2 separate regions of the Homo sapiens genome follow, and region 1 is linked to region 2. A link is a loop called in an ENCODE intact Hi-C map of the cell type or tissue named here. Cell type or tissue: PC-9. All regions are shown on one strand. Each heading gives the region's core, and the rest is flanking DNA. Links, peaks and the distances in the headings are about the cores only. Region 1 overlaps LOC105369812 (a long non-coding RNA gene). Region 2 holds the start of LINC02442 (long intergenic non-protein coding RNA 2442).

What was found. Hi-C counts contacts between places; a loop is a spot of excess contacts. Peaks named below come from ENCODE experiments on the same cell type or tissue, not always from the same donor. Only the 100,000 strongest peaks of a DNase experiment are listed, where the experiment ranks them.
Region 1: a loop joins it to region 2, with 13 times the contacts of the local background. A loop is called at or near these places in 4 of 110 quality-filtered maps.

The regions. Positions count from the first base shown.
Region 1 is chr12:67,479,398-67,489,138 of GRCh38, reverse strand. LOC105369812 (a long non-coding RNA gene) reads right to left here. Exons shown (of 5, transcript XR_001749186.2): 5 at 8,445-9,741. Among named protein-coding and RNA genes, the nearest start is that of LINC02408, 36 kb to the left of the region's middle. RefSeq lists enhancers at 4,285-4,464, 4,685-4,734, 5,295-5,344. In PC-9, for the core only: no CTCF peak of the experiment used is centred there; DNase peaks (open chromatin) are centred at 3,878, 4,118, 4,988 and 5,578; H3K4me3 peaks cover 1,387 bases; H3K27ac peaks cover 2,288 bases.
Region 2 is chr12:67,589,437-67,599,177 of GRCh38, reverse strand. It overlaps LINC02442 (long intergenic non-protein coding RNA 2442), which reads left to right and starts at 9,188. Exons shown (of 3, transcript NR_183543.1): 1 at 9,188-9,312. RefSeq lists an enhancer at 6,225-6,314 and a silencer at 9,352-9,571. In PC-9, for the core only: no CTCF peak of the experiment used is centred there; DNase peaks (open chromatin) are centred at 5,387, 5,927 and 6,357; H3K4me3 peaks cover 1,643 bases; H3K27ac peaks cover 2,282 bases.

The DNA of each region.
Region 1 (9,741 bases), core at 3,863-6,362, 110 kb after region 2:
CTTGAGATAAATTGTTTAGGGTAACTGGCAGAAGAAATTTCTGAGCAGCAAAGCATTCAAGATGAAGCAGGCTGGCTGTGCACAGTGGCTCATGCCTGTAATCCCAGCACCTTGGGAGGCCAACGCGGGTGGATCACTTGAGGTCAGGAGTTCAAGACCAGCCTGGTCAACATGGCAAAACTAGGTCTCTACTAAAAATACAAAAATTAGCCAGGCGTGGTGGCACGTGCCTGTAATCCCTGCTTCTTGGGAGGCTGAGGCACAAGAATTGATTGAACCTTTGAACCTGGGAGGTTGCAATGAGATCACACCACTGCACTCAAGCCTGGGTGGTGACAGGATGAGACTCTGCCAAAAAAAAAAAAAAAAAAAAAAAAAAAGATGAAGCAGAGCATAAAAGTTTGGAAAATGTGCAGCCTGATGATGCAATAGAAAAGAAAAACCCATTTTCTGGGGAGAGATTCAAGCCCCAAGATGATGCAGCTTCCACACGGTATTGAGCCTGCAGGTGCACAGAAGTCAAGAATTGAGGTTCGGGAACATCCACCTAGATTTCAGAGTATGTATGGAAATGCCTGGATGTCCATGCAGAAGTTTGCTGCAGGGTTGGAGCCCACATGGAGAACCTCTGCTAGGGCAGTGTGGAAGGGAAATGTGGGGTTGGAGTCGCCACACACAGTCTCCACTGGGGCACTGCCTAGTGGAGCTGTGAGAAGAAGGCCACTGCCCTCCAGACCCCAGAATGGTAGATCCGCCAACAGCTTGCACCATGCACCTGGAAAAGCTGCAGATACTCAATGCCAGCCCATGAAAGCAGCTGGGAGTGGGGCTGAATCCTGCAAAGCTATAGGGGAAGAGCTGCCAAGGCTGTGGGAGCCCACCTTTTGCATCAGCATGACCTGGATGTGAGACATGGAGTCAAAGGAGACCATTTCAAAGCTTTAAGATTTGACTGCCCTGCTGGATTCCAGGCTTGCATGGGGCCTGTAGTCCCTTCATTTTGGCCAATTTCTCCCATTTGGAAAGGGTATATTTATCCAATGCCTGTTCCCCCACTTTATCTAGGAAGTAACTAACTTGCTTTTGATTTTACAGGCTCATATACAGAAGGAACTTGCTTCGTCTCAGGTGAGACTTTGGACTTGGACTTTTTGGTTAATGTTGGAATGAGCTAAGAATGTGAGGGACTGTTGGAAAGGAGTGACTATGTTTTGAAAGGTGAAGACATGAGATTTGGGAGGGGCCAGTGGGGGAATTATATGGTTTGGCTGTGTCCTCACCCAAATCTCATCTTGAATTATAGTTCTCATAAACCCCATGTGTCATGAGAGGGACGTGGCAGGACATAATTGAATCATGGGGGTGAGTACCTCCATGCTGTTCTTGTGATAGCAAGGAGTTCTCATGAGATCTGATGGTTTTATAAAGGGCTTTTCTCCTTTTGCTCAGCACTACTCCTTCCTGCCACCATGTGAAGAAGGACATGTTTGCTTCCCTTTCTGCCATGATTGTAAGTTTCCTGAGGTTTCCCCATCCCTGCAGAACTGTGAGTCAGTTAAACCGCTTTCCTTTATAAACTACCCAGTCTCAGGGAATTCTTTATAGTGCATGAGAATGGACTAATACAGCTGGGAAACACTGGCAGGGTGGTTGTAAACCTTGGTTGGGAGATTTTTCCCAGTGAAGAGAAACAAGATCTGGTACCTGTGTGAAAGAGCAGTCTGGCAGCCTCTTGATAGAGCTGCTGCACTGTGCTGGTTGTCTGCTCCAGTCCTTAATCACCTCGGATTCTCTGGAGCCCAAAGGTATCAATGGTTAAAACTGTGAAACAGCAAGGATGGTGGGCCACCCCTCCCTCTGGATGTTCCCTTTCGGGGAGGAGTAACATTGCTACTTGCGGCTGGCTGGAGTTCCAAGCCAGTGGGTCTTATCATGTGAGGTGCTGTGGAAGCAGGATCTGTGGAAGCAGGGCCTGTACACCATCACTGCTCAGCACCCTGGATTCAGCCCCTTTCCTAGGGATATATGTAGAGGTCTAACCTCCCACTTTGCCAGAGTTGCAGCTGCTTTTGCTGGGAAGTGTGGGTATCTAAAGCCCCTGGAAGTTTGAGTGTGCCTGAGTAGTTTCTCTGACAAGACTCTACATAGCTCTCTGTATCAGACTGAAGGCCCTGGTGGAGTGACCTGAGGATTGAAAAGATCCATGGGAGAAGCCTGGGTCCCTGGAGTCGCTCACTCAATCACTGCTTCCCTGGGCAGGGGAGATTCCCCTGGCTCCACATCACTCCTGGGTGGGCGATTGTCCTGCCTTACTCTTCTCCATTCTCCATGGGTCAAGTTGTTTTCTTGATGAATCCCAATGCAGGTACAGGAGTGTTTCATGAAGGTGTTGTATTGATTTGCCCCTTCTATTTCTCTCCATGAGAGCAGGGCACAGTAGCTGCTTCTAGTCCACCATCTTCACCAGCTCTCCAACGTATAACTCTTGACTCCTCAAAAACTTAACTACTAATAGCACACTGTTGATTGGAAGTCTTACCAATAATATAAACAGTTAATTAGTACATATTTTTATGCTATGAGTAGTATATACTGTATCCTTACAATACAGTAAGCTAGCAAGTAAATGCTGTTGAGAAAATATATTTACTATTCCTTAAGTAGAAGTGGATCATCATAAAGCTTTTCATCCCTGTCTTCTTCAGATTAAGTAGGCTGAGGAGGAAGAAGAGCAGGAGGTTTTGCTGTCTAGGGTGCCGGAAACTGAAGAAAATTCACAAATAAGTGAACCTGTGCAGTTCAAATCCGTGTTGTTCAAGGGCCAGCTGTACAAAAGAAGGGCAGCTGTGGACACAGAGATGCTCACGGATGTGCTATCTATGAAGGCAAAACACCACAAGCAACATCAAAAGTCCAGGAATACAGGAATAATTAAACGAGTTGTCATCCATTTCCTCAGAGGAAGTTATGCACTATCACAATTCTTATGAAAAACAGAAACCACTAGAAATGTGAAGTGTTTATGGCATAAGTTTCAGCAAAAAAGGTAGCATAGAAAATTGAGAGCACATTCTGATATGATTTATAAATTATATATGAACAGGAACTACAGAATACACAAGAATAAGTAGAATTACTGAATTTTTTCAAAACTGTTTGGAATGCTTATTTTATATATATACTAGTACATATACAAGTACTAATATAAGTACATATATGTACATATATATATACCTCTGCCTCCCGGGTTCAAGCTATTCTCCTGCCTTAGCCTTCCGAGTTGCTGAGATTACAGGCACCTGCCACCACGCCTGGCTAATTTTTTGTATTTTTAGTAGAGAACTGGCCATGTTGGCCAGGTTGGTCTCAAACTCCTGGCCTCAGATGATCCTCCTGCCTCAGTCTCCCAAAGTGCTGGGATTACAGGCATGAGTCACTGTGCCCGGCCTGGAATGTTTACAATCTTTTAATAGTTAAAAGTGGCAAAGGCTTGGGGAGAGAATGGCCTTCCCAAAACTCCATGCTCAGAAAAAAAGGGATAATGTATCTAAATAACCTGCCAGAGTTCTGTTTCTCCCAGAGACATCATTAGCCCTCTGGGGGCTTTTGTGCAAATTAGGAAAAGTAGCCCCTCTTGAAGTATGCCCTTCCTAGAATGCAGACATTTCCTTTTTCTGGAGCTCTGTTCAGAGCCTTGATGTCTTCCACTGGAGGCTGGTGAATATAGGATTATTCGAGGAATATGTTGGCAGAATTGCCAAGAAGGCAGCTATTGTAGACCCAAAGATTAACTACTTCAGGCAGTATGCAGATGAGAATTAGGACAATGACAGTTGAATAAACAAATATGAGTCATATAAAAGCTGAATTATATGGCATGATACAGTGGCCCGCGATCTTTTTTGGCACCAGGGACCAGTTTCATGGGAGACAGTTTTTCCACAGATCAAGGAGGTTGGTGGTTTTGGGGTAAAACTGTTCCACCTCAGATCATCAGGCCTTATTAGATTCTCAAAAGGAGCATGCAACCTAGATCCCTCACATGCATAGTTCACAACAGGGTTTGCATGCCTATGAGAATCTAATGCTGCTGCTGATCTGACAGGAAACTCAGGCAGTAATGCTTGCTCACCTGCTGCTCACTTCCTGCTGTATGGCCAGGTTTCTAACAGGCCATGGACCAGTACAGGTCTGTGGCCCGGGGGTTGGGGAGCCCTGATATAATAGAAATAGATCTCTCTCCCCCTGACATCAGCAAGTTGTATGCTTTCTAAGCATTATTCTCCTGCCTACTGAAAACTATATTTAGACTAAACCAAGAAAGATATTGCACTGAAGATCTCACAAAAAGCCTGAGTTACAAGTCTCAGAGGTAGAAGAAAGTAAATTTGCCAAACTAGGCTGTCTATTCCTCCACCAGAGACAGTACCATTGCAGGCCTGTGATGAAGGGGTGAAGACAAGTGTCCATGGTGCTGCAGTAGGCCCCAGAGTCCAGAGTCCTGGGTCCCTTGCACGGAAGACCCTTGTTAGCTTCCTTCATGTCTGCATGCATCAAAGGAAACTAGCATGGACCTCAGGCACCTCACAAGATGGGCTGTGTCTTTTCATGGGGACTATAGATATGTGAAAGCATTCAGGAGGACATAAAACATGTTCTCTAAGAGGGAGCCTTTGTATTCAGCTCCCTGTGGTCAGGGACTGCATTTTTGGAGCCAAGCTCCAAAAATATTTGAACAGTCAAACCACTCCAGTGTACTAAAGAGAAATGAGAAAAGGTAGTTTCTGCTCTGGGTGAAGAGTCATTGAGAAAGTTCTTCCTCCCTACCTTGGTTCCTATACATCTTAGTCCCATCAGATTTTGCTGATAAGCCTTACTTGACACATGTGGGAAACATTTTCACTAGAGGTTAAAGGAAGCTGGTTTGGGACTGAAGCAAACGGCTATGCAAGGTCATACTGAGTTCAGCTCAGAGTCTCACATCTCAAATATTCTTTCCACACCCTTCTTCTGGGGCAGTGGCCTCTACTGAACCTGAAGGTGTAACTTCTCTCGGGTGACATGGAGTGCATGCCCGGCAATGCCTCAAGAGCTGCAGGGCAGGGTGATACAGCCCCAGGGAGTGGCTACCTTCACTAAGAAGCAGGTTTCTAAAACCAGCATTTCAGGATCCTCCAGGCATCCCTTTGGCCTGCTCACCTCCAGCTTCTGTGTCCTATAGCACAGTATTTACTGACAGGGAGAGCCCTTCTGCCAGCCAAACCTGCACAGTGCCCCAAGCACAGGGCAAGTGGGTGACCAAGGGCTATGTTACAGGCCCCTTTCCAGCAGCCAAAGGACACGCATCCCAAATTTGATGGGGTTTTTGCCCTTGGTACCCATAGACTTTCAATTTTCTGGAGTAGCTCCACCTTTTGTTATGGTTTGGTAAACAAAAGGCAGTCATCAGGAAGCCACTAATACAAATGTCACCATGCACATCACCCTGCCGAAAACCAACAGCAGCCTGTTCAAATGCTACAGGATATTGAGAAAATGATGAGGAGGCACTGAAGACAAAAAAGCCAAGCTTCTCCTCTTCCTGGTCATGCTGCAGACAGCTTACTGGCTTGGCAGCCCTCCAACTCTGCTTCCTTTTCTAGAAGCTCTAGGTACCCAGGCTGCAAAGCTGTGCTGCCTGCCTGCTCATTCCGAGCACGTTTGCACTCTGCTTTGAAGGGGCCAGCCATAAATAAAGCACAGGCTGGGGATTCCTGGGCAGGCTTGCATAATCACAGCCCTTCCTTTGAAAGGGGGAACCATATTCTGATATGTGCCTGTGGCTGGTGGTTTAACTTTAAATCTGTCACCGGTAGCTGGTCAAAAGGTTTTATTCTCTGTAGCCCCCAAGTTTGGCAGACAGGCCTTTTCAAAATGGAAATATCTCCCTGATCCACTGATAGGCAGTTTGGAGACGGTGTGCTGATGCCAATTAAAGCACACTGTGGTGTTCTATTCCTCTTGCCTTGGTGCAGGCTACATCCTCTGCCCCAAGGAACATCCACCCATCCTCAAGGCCAAGTCCAACTCTCTCTCTAAGATTCAGATCAGATCCCTTCACTGAACGAATATAGATAGATTAAGCACTCCCTTTGTGAGCCTGAGAGATGTGCTCTGTGCCATCATTGAACTATCAGTCTGCCAGGGAAGATGACAAAAGTGATATGTGTACAGCCTACAGATGTATCTGCTATGGCAGTAACTTCATCTGAGTAGGAGTTAGAAGGTGACAGAAGAATTTCACTTCTCCCCAAATCCTTCCTGGCTTTCCCTGGGCACTATGATTGCTCCCTTCTTGTGTTTTGTCAAAGGCACATATCCCATCTGCTCACTGTGTGATATTTCTACACGTTGCCTGCCTCCCATCCCTCTCACCCTTGCCATTTTATTAAGAGGTCTTCAAGGTCATGGACTGTCCTATGAATCAATTATCTGGCAAATGTTCAATAATTGAAATAAATAAATCTCTGAAAATTTTTTTGCTCTGAAAAGCAACTGTTGTCTACCTAACACCAAGTGATCAATAGGCTTTTAAAAATCTCTGAGTAATCTCAGAAGTGACAGTGTATTTGACTATATGGAACAGGATCCACGTGGATCCACGTGGATGAGCAGATCCACGTGATGAGCAGGTGAGCAAAAGCAACATTGGTAGTTAATGCAAGGATGAGTTAATGGAGGCAGTGGGGTGAGGGAAACAGGGCAGGGTGTCTTCACAGCCACTGAATCAGAGGTTAAAACAGCCAGCAGCAAGGGCTAGGGCACAGGCAAATATCAGGGCAGGTTTCACCCTAGTGTTTCTGAATTATTTGCATCCAAATGATGAGGCAGTTTACTGAAATTGTGTGGAAGTTATTTCAATGCCACAAAGATATTTAAAATTATATTAACTCATTTGTACAGAATGCTGAATACTACATCTTGATAGTAATTAGCAAACTCAATACAGTTATGACATGATCAGTTGCAAATAACCTAAAACATTCTCAAATGTTAATGTATAAATGAATTATCTAGGCATCTTGATAAAATTCAAATTCTGACTTAATAGTGGGTTGTGATTCTGTATTTCACCCAAGTTCCAAGGTTCCATTGGTCCATAGATCTCACTTTGAGTAGCCCCTACTAAAAGTGCAGGAGAAAAAGTTGTGATTTTGACAGAAGGCACTATTACTCTTCTTTTAAAATTGTATTTATTCATTAAATATTTTCAAACTGTGAAATTAATGGTCATTATGGTGAATTTGGGAACTGTAAAACATACCATGAAAAAATATTAAATCATCTTCAATCTCAACGTCCAGAGATAATCTGTATAAATATTTTGATGTGTTTCCTTCTAATCCCTTTTACTTTTGCATCTTACTCTCCACAATTTTTCTATCTTGATATTGTTTCTTTTTAAATTGTAGATGATTCACATGTTGTTATGTTATTTGAAAAATATGGTTTGTATCATGCCATACATTCAGTCCTCCAGAGCACAGCAGTTAAAGAACGAGTTCCTGCCCTTGTTTTTAGTGAAAGAAAGCAGTAAATATAAAATCAGGTAATAAATAAGATTGAATGGATAAAATTCTCATTTTGAAGGACTGTATAATTCTATTTTACAGCTGATTATAATAAAGTTAACCAATCTTTCCTTCAGACATTTAGATTCTTTCTTTTGTTCTTATATACACATGTATGTTTTAAATATGCAGACTATGTGAAAAATCCTTGCAGCCCGATTTTTGCATAGTCTTCTGATTATTTCCTTCAAATAAATGTCTGTAAGTGAAATTTCTGGGTCATAGGGTGTGTAAGCTTTTAATACATATCGTCAAATGGGACCCCAGAAATGTTGTACCCATTCATGCTCTTATCAGCAATCAGGAAGGAGCCTGAAAAGCTTCACCACATCTTCACCAGCATTGGTCATTATGTGTTTTTACATTTGTCAGGTTATTTTTGTTTACATTCCCTTTCTGCTTATGAGGTTAAGTATTTTCCTGTATATATAAGCCACTTGGTATTTTCCTTTGTGAAGTATCTGTTTCTTTTGCCCATGCTGCCTTGGGAGTGTTTTCCTCCTATTAATTTATAACTTTCCTATGGATTAAATATATTAACCATTTGTTATATATTTTGTAAGTAGTTTTCTACTTTGTTGTTTGTCTTTTAATTTTGTTTCTGTTTTTTAAAGTTCTACAGAGTTTTGAACTTTTAGGTAGGCCATAGCTATTGATCTTGTCCACTGTGAATTTGTCTTTTGTTTCTGTATTAGACATAGACTTCCCTGCAACCAGATGAGAATAATATGGATCTATGTTTCTTCCTAGTTTTGCTACATTATGCATATATGGAAAGGGTAGAAGGCAGGGTTGTAAGAAAATTCTCCTTTCCAGTGGTACAGTTTTCTAAAACTGGGTTGTGCTGCAGGTTTGCCCCCAGAAAACCAGGAACAGGAAAACACTGAAAGTTGACATATTTTTCAGGATAATAATATGAGTTTGAGAAGCCAGCTTTTTTTATTTTTTATTTTTCATTTTTATTTTTTTGATCCATTACATGCATACTTCTCCATAGGAAAGAGATGCTGGGGTCTTTCACCTATGCGTGGTATGTATGATAGACAGAATAATGATCCCTCCAAAGATGTCCAGAGGCTAATCCCTGAAACCTGTGAATACATTACCTTCCCTGGCAAAAGGAAGTTTGCAGATGTGATTAAGTTATAGATCTTGAGAAGAGAGATAATTGTGGAATATCCAGGTGAGTTCAAAGTCATCATAATGGCTCTTATAACAGGGAAGGAAGAGGGTCAGAATCAGAGAGGTCATGGACAATGAAAGCCGAGGTCAGAGAAATTTGAAGATGGCCTACTACTCACTTTCAAGGTGGAGAAAGGGCTATGGGCCGAGGAGTATAGGTAGCCTTTGGAAGCTGGAAGGAAACACTCTTCCCTAAAACTCAGCCCTGCTGACACCTCGGTTTTAGGACGTCTGACCTCCAGAATGGTAAGCCTCTAAGTTTGTGGTACTGTAATTTGTTACAAACGCAATAGGAAACTAATACAGCATCATCAGAGTACAAGTTCAATCTCTACAGAAGTTCCTGAATATGATTGCTTCCCAGCCTGTGTCCAACTCAACTGACTACCACCAGGATAGCAGGATTAATTTCATCACCAATGCAAGGTCCCAGAGTACTGGTAAACCTTAGCCAGAATGAGACAGTTGGAGTTGCTGCCTAAAAGTAAAAGGGTATGGGGTAGAAACTGGAGGCTTTTGGTTCTTCTCCTTTAATTTGCCCAGATATTCTTACGAATCCTCAGAATATTTCATTCTAATTAGTTTTTAATAAGGACAAAAACAGCACTACTTTTTAGGGTTATTGTGAGGATTAAATGAGTTAATACATACATGTATAGCCCTCAAAACATTGCCTGGCACATAGAAAGCATTCAATAGGTGTTAGCTGTTGTTGCTGTATGTATTAGAGTTCTCCAGAGAAAAACAGAACCAATAGGGGCTGTGTGTGTGTGTGTGTGTGTGTGTGTGTGTGTGTGTGTGTGTGTGTGTGTGTACAGAGACTGTATTTTAAGAAATTGGCTCACATAATTCTGGAGCTGGAAAATTCAACATATGCAGGACAGGCCAGCAGGCTAGAGACCCAGGAAGGAGCTGATGTTGCAGTCTCAAGTCCAAAGGCAGTGTGGAG
Region 2 (9,741 bases), core at 4,896-7,395:
CAGAGTTAGATCTTACTTGTTTTTCCTATTTTTCCATGAAGGTAGCTTGAGAGAGGAATTGAGAATATTGCTAAAAAGATCAAATACAGAAATGAGTTTGTCATTTTCAGTCTCACTTAGTTTTCATATTCAACAGCATGTTAACCATTTGGGAAATAAATTCTCCTTTTTTTCTTTTTTGAGACAGGGTCTTGCTCTGTCACTCAGGCTGGAGTGCAGTGGTACGATGATAGCTCATAGCTCACTGCAGTCTCTCAACCTCGGCCAGGAAAGAAATTCATTCATTCATTTGAAAAGAAACACATGGACCATGATCCCTTTCTGAACCAACATCCACTTGACTTTAAATCTTTCAAAGGGCACTTACTGACAATTACTATGCACACACTGCTACAGTTATGCCTGTAGTTAACCAAATTTGTCAACTGCAGAGATATACACATTTCTTTTCTATTCTAAATTAAATTTAAAAATCAACTTGAACACACACATGCGAGATTATCAAGTTCAGTCTCTTACTCTTGAGACTACCCTTTGTCTTTCAATATCAAAGAACCCTAAAGGCAAACACAGATTAAGCCACTCAATCTGTGGGGTTTTGTGAATAGAGGAATTTGTCTGACTTCCACACCTAAGCAGAGATCAGACATTTATTGTCATAGCTTCTCACCAACATGTGGTATCACTGAAGAAAACTTGTTCCATAAGATCTAAAGGGCACTGAGGAATATTTCTGGTCCAGGTCTGTGGGGGTGGATGGAAATGAGGAGCCATGTCTTTCAGGAAGCTGGTTCTGCCATTTTGGATTTTTGAACAAAGCTATTTTTTTTTTTTTTTTTTTTTTTTTTTGCTCAAATCCAAGCTTAGGCAAGGAGCTCCAGGTTCACTGTTTACCTTGAAACTATCCTCCAATGCACCAGTTGTCTCAAGAGTGCCATGTCACAAGTGGCCTAATAGCCTACCATTTGAGGACTCCCAACCAGCAACCCTTTTTTCTTCCTGGGGATGTAAATTCCAAGAATGAGGCTAGGAAGCTACTGACTTTGAGGCCCTAATCCGCAGCAGGCTTTTATTGTCTTTTTGGGTTCCAGACACTCACAGAAGTAAAGGCCTCCTGACCTTTCCCTGTCTTTCCTTAATACTAGGCCTTGATTACTCCCAGAGGGTCTACATGTTCATCCTTTTTTGGGGGACAAAGCCATGTTTCTTTCAGTAGTGATTTACCCTCCCAAGGCTGACCCAGGAGCAAAAACAAAACAAAACAAAAATACATACACACAAATAAAAGCATGGTCAAAATTTTAGGCAGGACATCCCCTACATTTAGGTTCAATGATAAGTTATCATTCCTTCCTAGCCATAGCGTGTACGTCCATCTTCCCTTTGGTAAACAGATTAATCTGCTCAAGCCACTGTAACAAAACACCACAGACTGTGTGGCTTAAACAACAGAAATGTATTTTCTCACAGTTCTGGAGTCTAGAAGTCCAAGATCAAGGTGCCGGCATGCTTTGTTTCTGGTGAGGGCTCTCTTCATGGCTTGCAGATGGCTGCCTTCTTGCTGTGTCCTTACGTGGTGGAGAGAGAGAGCAAACTCATTAGTGTTTCTTCTTCTAGGGGCAGTAATATCATGGGATTAGGGCTGTACCCTCAGGACCTCATCTAAACCTAATTATGTTCCAAAGGCTCCATCTGCAAGCACCATCACACTGGGGGTTAGGGCTTCAACAGATTAATTTTGGGAGGATACAAACAGTCTTTAACAGTAGATAAGACTCATTGTTATTTTTTTCTCCCCTGGCTAACATTTAGAAGATGGTCCTTATTTAAGATTTCTTTTATTTCTAATATGCATTACTTCAACCAGAGTAAAACTGACCAACAGCAAAATTTGTTTTGTTTTAGGTCATTAATATTTTGAAATCTTAAATAGAAAAGTCTATTTTTTATCCAAATTAACTCAAATATATCTTTTATCTTTTCCATCTTACTGCTAATTGTCATATATGGCTTTTTAGAGAAAGATCAGAAAATACCCCAACATGGAAAAAATATATAAATATACACACATAACTGTACTGTTTATCTTAGTGCAGTTAGAAACAGGGTATACAAAAAAAGTTTAAAATGCTGAGATTTTTCAGTCATTTCTATAGTCAAATAAATCAGAGCAATTTTATATTCAAGAATTCTGAGGTGCTGAGTGCGGTGGCTTACGCCTGTAATCATAGCACCTTGGGAGGCTAAGGTGGAAGGATAGCTTGAGTCCAGGAGTTTGATACCAGCCTGGGGAACATGGTAAAACCTCGTCTCTATAAAAAATACAAAAATTAGCCAGGCAGGGTGTTGTGTGCCTGTAGTCCCAGCTACCAGGGAAGCTGAGGTGGAAGAATCACTGGAGCCGAGGAGGCCAAGGCTTAAGTGAGCCGAGATCACGCCACTGCACTCCAGCCTGGGCAACACAGAGAGAGACCCTGTCTCAAAAAAAAAGAAAAGAAGAATTCTGAGAAATCCTTCATCATGACTAAAGGCACCTGTAAATTTATTTATATATAATTTCTGCTTTATGGATTTTAGGGAGGACAGCAACATAACTATTTCTAACATGTAAACAAGATTCCTAACTTTTTACAACATAAAATATTAAGTTAATATTAAATCACTACTACAAAAAAGCTGATAGATGACTAGAATCAACATGATTCAATTTTTATCTTATCTATACTTACGTAGTTTTCTAACAACTGAAATAATAATATCACTTCAGGCAGTCAGACTTTTAGATAACTGAATAAAATTTGCGTCCTTCGGCCCTCCTTCTAAAAACACATAGAATCATCAGAGTGCATTCTTCTGGGTACACTGGCAAAAAAAAAATTGTGTGATATCAAATGGAAAATGTCTCAATAACTGTGGAACCCAGAAAACAAAGTTGGAAGGGAGAATGCATTGTTTTGAGCTAGGTACCCTTCTAGGAACTTTTATAGCCATTAGGTCATTTAAACTCTTACAGCTTCCCTGCATGTGAGGAAAAGCCTCAAGTGTGGCATTAAGTGGGTATTGACCAGTGTGAAGGGCCAGGAGATCTGAATTGCCAATCTATCTCACACGCCCCTTAGTGTGCCTAGGTGTGTCAATATTTTTATATAAAGGAAGAAGGGGTCCTTGCAGCTTTTGATAAGGTGAACTGGAGATGTTTTTTCTATTTTTTAAGCATTTCAATTGCTCCAAAAGCATTTAAGTATTGCAGTTTGTAAAACAAATATTATGGCTTACTCCTGGTATAGGAGAGATAGTGCTGATGGGTGGAAGGAGTTTACCATATAACATCTTAGACATGTTAAAAACCATGATTTTAAATCTTTTGAAACCTTCTTGTGTTCCCTGTTCCATGTGCTGTCCACAGAAGCAACAAGACAGAGGAAGCTGAGGAGGCAAATCTATGAGGCCACAAATCTAAGAGTACAACAAATCTACAAGATTTACATTTTACAGATGAAAAAATTGAGACTTAACATCCAACATCACACACTAACACAACTGGAATTTCAACTTGAATCTGCTGATTGCAAAACCCTAGCTCTTTTCTTCACGCCGTACATACCAGTATACCATATCGCTCTACTGCATCTCAGAGATGTTTGTTTTGCCAACATAAAGCCTTTTCATTTATAGTGCAGATTATGATTATATCATTCTGTAGCAAATGGGTTTTCATGCTTTAAAAGACAGTATACCAACATGAATTTAATCTTGAAAATCTGAGCCATTATCATAAATCAAATGCTGCTTGACATTCTAAAAGAAATAGGACTGGCCAGAGAAATTTTAGATTCATTATAATTCCTCATAGATATTCATACTTTTGTGACTGTCATTGGATACAGAAATGATAGGTTTGGGTTTGGTTGTAACTTCTCTAATTTTAGGAAGAATTTCTAGTCTACCTGATATCAAGTTATGCATGTCATGACCGTAATTTAGATATTATCACTGGCCTTAGTGTAAAATTTCAAATGCAGCCTTAACACGCTGCTATGTTTTATAGGAAAGGATAAATGCTGAGTCATGTTTCTCATCCCAGAACCCTGCATGCTTCTGCTTGAGGCTGTTGACTTCTGAGCCTGTCATCTTGCCTTAAGATGCACAGCTCTCTCTTCTCCCTACCTCTGCAATTCTCCACTCAGCATTTTCTGATGAACTAGTGTTGTCTTCAGTTCTTCCCTCCATCAGAAAACCACATTAGAGGTCATTTGAATGTAATCCTTGGCAATGACATTTTACCTTGCCTTTGGGTAGAAGTCACAGCTAATGTCTGAGCATTTGTGCTTCCTGGTTGTTGGTGGTTGGGGACAAAGCTATGAATTTCCATTGAATTATTCTTCACTGCAAGATTGTCACTCTACAACAGAGCATCATAACAAGAAAAAACAAAGGCAAGTGATGAGAGAAAAAGGAATTCCATTCTCCCTATAACTGGAGAGACAACATGGTACAGCAGAAAGAACACAGACTCCAGCTATCAATTGCTTCCTATCTCACTCCACAGAGAGTTGGAAGCAACACCCGAATTTTGTGCTACTAACCAGCTCTGTGTCATTGAGCTAGTCACTTAATCTTTGTGGCTCAATTTTTTCATCAACATGAAGCAATAGTAATACCTCCTCTGCCCTCTTTAATTTGTTATAAGATTAAAATGAGATAGTGTGTGTGAAAGTGCATTGTAAAATACACAGCATTGTACAAAACTCCCAGCTACCAATTCCAACCTTCATCAGTGTTGACTGTCCCTTACTCATTTGGCACCTCATCAGATACTGTGACAATTAGGGTGACTTCTCATCCCCGTTTGCCAGGAACTTTCCTGATTTTAGCAGTAAAAGTCTTGCGTCCCAGAAACCCCTCTGTCTGGGACAAACAAGGGTATGTGGCTGCCCTAGAAATAATGAAGTTACTTGATAAGAAAAAGCTGACTGGTGCTAACAACTCCTTTCACCATCCACTCCACAGGAAAGAAACAAGCAGGGTGTTTCCATGAACCTGAGCTAAGCCCACACAATCCCTCTTGAAGCAAGGAGAGTTTTTCTGAGCAGGGTTCAGCTGGGTGGTCATTGACAGGAAAGGAGCAGAGAAGTCATGGTAGCTGGTATCTAGTGATATATCAATAAGGAAACTGAGCACTGGTGGGTACTCAGGATACTTCCTTAAGGCCAGATCTGACTCACTTTCCTGCACCCATTAGTAGGTCCTGATGCTCTTTTTGGTGAGAAAGTGGGCATCTACCTCTGCTCCACCAACCCCTCCTTTCCCTTTCCACTCACATTCAATGATCTGTCTAGCATTTCATGCACTTTGATAATCATGTGAAATTTTCAGTCCTGCTGAGATGATGTAAGATGGTCACATTTTTTTTTTTTTTTTTTTTTTTTTTACCAGAGCCAATAAAGCAATAATCTCTCTCTGAACTGCAGGCTCCCAACCAGCCTTGGGCTAGTCAACCCAATTCCTTAATTCCAACCCACACACTGTTTTCCACCCATCTCTGGAGAATGAAAAGAGGTGGTGAAGCCAGGCTCCCCCAGCTGCTGCGGTGCCCTCCTGCACTGGAGTAGGTACAGCCTAATCAAAGGCCTGTTGTTTTCCTTTGGCTTTGAAACTCACTGGTTGTGGGTGTATCTGTTGCATGATCATGAACACTTAAAAAAAAAAAAAAAAGACAGATCCAGTCCCATTACTTTGGCTCTGGCACAGAAGTTTCTGGAAAGAGAAACCATAAAATGATACCAAAGTGGTAACAGTAAAATAAATACCTCTCTCTGAATTTCATGGAAGTAATGAAGCTTCAGGGCACCAGAGGAGACTTTAGTAGCTCCAAAGCTATTCATGACTGTCCAATAACCCAAGAACTGGCCAAACAAGCTGGACTGCTTTCCTGTGAGTCATCAGAATCACTGCAGGCCTATGATGGGTCCCTTTCACCTGTGGGAAACAGGCTGTTAAAATGGAGAGTTGTCACTAGTTATCAGCTTCTTAGTCTTCACCAGGGCTGGGCAACAAGAGTCATAGGACCTGTCTTTATGCTTATGCTTTTTAATTTCTTTATCTCCTTGCAAATGTAATGATGTGACTTACAATACATGTTTTGATGTGCTGATAATCTCGACAATGAAATAGGTTTTAGGACTTGAGGGGATTGGGAGGAGGCATAGAAATAGTTTGGTGTCTCTGGAAGAAATTAAATTGTGGATGTTTTCAATGATTCCTAGTTGCTTCACTCAAGGAGGGTTCAATAGTGTGCTGACAAATGTTTAACAACAGGCACTCTTGGGGAAAACAAAAGCAAAACCAAAACTGATTTGTGTGTTGGCCAGTTTCCATGGTATAAATACTCCTACCATGACCAATTTAGCTGGCTCCAGTGCACCACTCAGAAGGATCCTAGTTTTTCTTTGCCAAAGATCATCTTACCTGATGGATTTTATGAAGTATATTTATTGAGAATTAAATTCATTAGAATGATTTAAGTTAGAATATTGTATCAAAAATTTAATTTACCTTTCTTAACTATCCTTTAATAATTTGTTATCTTGCTCATACTCTCAGTATCCTGTCGTACTCACTTTTCATTTGAAATCTGTTTTTGTTGTTGTTGTTGCCTTCCTTCCTTCCTTTTCTTTCTTTTCTTTTTTCCCCTTCCTTCCTTTTCTCTTTTCCCTTTCCGTCCTTCCTTCCTTCCTTCCTTCCTTCCTTCCTTCCTTCCTTTCTTTTTCTCTTTTTCTTTTCTTTCTCTCTTTCTTTCTTTCCTTTCTTCTTTCTTTCTCTCTCTCCTTCCTTCCTTTTCTCTTTTCTCCTTCCTTTCTTCCTCCCTCCCTCCCTGCTTGCTTGGTCTTTCTTTTTCTTTCTTTCTTTCTTTTCCTTCTTTCTCTCTCTCTCTTTCTTTCTTTCTTTTCTCCCTTCCTTCCTTTCTTTCTCTCTCTCTCTTCCTTCCTTCTTTCATTTTTTTTAAGAGATGGGTTTTCATCATTCTGTTACCCAGGCTGGAGTGCAGTGGTGCAATCATAGCTCACTATAATCTCAAACTCCTGGGCTCAAGCGATTCTCCCATCTCAGCCTTTCAAGCAGCTAGGACTAGAGGCATGAGCAACCATGCTCAGTTAATTTTTTTAATTTTTATTTTTATAGAGACAGAGTCTCACCTTGTTGCCCAGGCTGGTCTTGAACTACAGTGATCCTCCCACCTCAGCCTCTCAAAATGCTGGGATTACAGACATAAGCCACTGCACCTGCAGCCCGTTTATTTTTCTTATCTAGCTCTTATTTCCTTTCTCTATGCTGAGAGTGAATTTGTAGCCAGAAGTTTTTCTATTTTAATCCTTAATTTTTGCTTTTTTCTTAAATTATTTAAAAATTATCACATCACTCCCATTTCCCTTCTCCCCACAGTACTTAAAACCTCAATGACTCCCTATGGCTTTTGGGATAAAGTTTGTGGTATGGCTTTGACCCCAGCCTCTGTCTCTAGCTTAAAGGCCTTAGAGATGGGCTCTTGCTCTGTTGCCTAGGCTGGATTCCCTCACGAAACTTGTGCTCTGACCACCCCCAAATTCTTGCACCTCCATGAATACATTGTGCTACTTCATGTCTTCAAGCCTTCCCACATGTGGCTTGCTCAAGATTTTCTCCTCATTAACCCTTTAACTTTAGCTTACACTGGGCTTCTAATCTCAGTGGCTACAGCATTTTTTGTTATTCATATCTCAGCAGTGACAGTAATTATTGATTTGCTGAGCTATCTCCCTCCACTTAGGCTATGATCCATTTGACTCAGAGATGATTATCCTGCTTACATCCCTGGCACCTAAGAAAATGTCTGGTATATACTAGGTGCTCAATAAACACTTGTTAAGTAGAGATAATAAATTCATAAATGGTAATTGAGGTGATTTCATAGCTTCATTTTAATTCTAATGTGTTGAAGTCCTTTAATCATTCATTGACAACAATATCCACCAATTCATTTGCAAAGCAGATTGGTTCAATAAAATATGATGTAGTCATAGAGCAGAATTAAAATATTGATGTAGATTTCCAAAAAGTGAAAAATAAAGATATAAGACCAAAAAAGTGAGCAGCATTATCTCTTTTACATAAATAATAAAAAAGAACACACATTTATATATGTGTGTGTAAAGAAGTTTTTGAAAGTAGGAAGCTCCTTTGGCAAATTTAAGCTTAAAAAATAAAGAAAGCAGGAAGCATATGTTAAGTAGACTTTTACTTTCTGTTTTGTATATTTCTGTCTGATTTTTGTTTTACCATGTGTATTTATTATTTTTACATAAGAAAACATTTATATGAGAAAAAGTATCAGCAGAGCTTACACAGTGATAGGATTATACATCATGATTTCCTCTTTAAACATCTTTATAATTATCAAACATGAGTGATTAAAAAAACTGAAGCTAAAGGTAGCAATATTCTCTATACTGGCAGATTTTTCAGCATTGCATATGAACCCACCTCCGGTAAGTGGGTTATCTTTCTAATTTATGACTTCAGTGAAATCTGTTTCCTGGCAATGGTTGCCAGGGCACGCCTTCTCTCTTGTTCTCCATCATGCTTACTTTTAAGCCTAAGGGCAAGAAAGAAATAGACAGAAAGCAAGAAGTAGCATGAGCATCTTTTTTTTTTTTTTTTTTTTTTTTGGCATGTTGGAAAAAGGAGCTCTAAACACACTCCACTAAGCATAGCACATGCCTTGGATTCAAGCAGTGGACCTCAAAGAGCAGCGTCTCCTTTTAAGCTTTGCAGGGCAAGTTTGGGGCACTGTCAGTGAAAAATTGTCACTGCTTCTTGCCTTGGTGCTTGCCTGAACAACAAGGAGTTCCTCTAACTGCCTTAAAAGGAATCTACTCCTCTCTCCTGCCACAGGTATCACATACTATTCTCAACATATTACCGCAAACTAAAAAAAAGAAACAGGTTGTGAAGTAATGCAGAAAGTTATTTTTAATTAAAATTATCAATGTATCCGTATTAAAAATTTAAATAGAAGATACAAACAATAAAGTGCCGCTGATAGACCCTGAAGGAGGTCTGCCTCTCCCAAAGGCAGACGGCAAACAATATAGGCTACAGACACAAACACTGGGACTTCGTATTAATTGTGCTGCCACACAAAGGGGGTGTGGTTTGGGGTTGAGGGGCTCACTGGCCAGTTTTTCCATGTTTCTCAAATAAAACTCTGGTGTCATCAAGAAACATGGTGGAGGGAGACATGAAGACTTTAGAGACAGGAACCACTGCAGAAATGTAAGGATTAGGAAGTAGAATAATACCCCACCCTGGGGCTGAGACTTCGGGGAGGGGACGGCACATCACTCCTCCTTTTCCTTCCCGTGCCCAGCCATGGCTGCACCTTTCCCAGGCTGGATATGGTGGACATGTGGGAGGTGTGGACAAAGACGGTAGAAGAGAAGGAGAAGAACGTAGAAAACAAAAGGGGATTGAGCTACGCTAACACTGGAGATGCAGGGTGGCTTCAGATCCGCAAGACATGTTTTGAATTTTCTGGGACCGTTATGATCAGAAGGCAGATACTAATGAGAAAATTTTTGAGCCCATGAAGATTTTAAGGTCTAAATTCTCTCCAATTTGGGCTGCTGGTTTCTGTTTTCTGGGCACCTTGATTCTCATACTCTAGAAGTACCCGGGTAGGGGCTTGAAGAGAGAAAGCAAGAA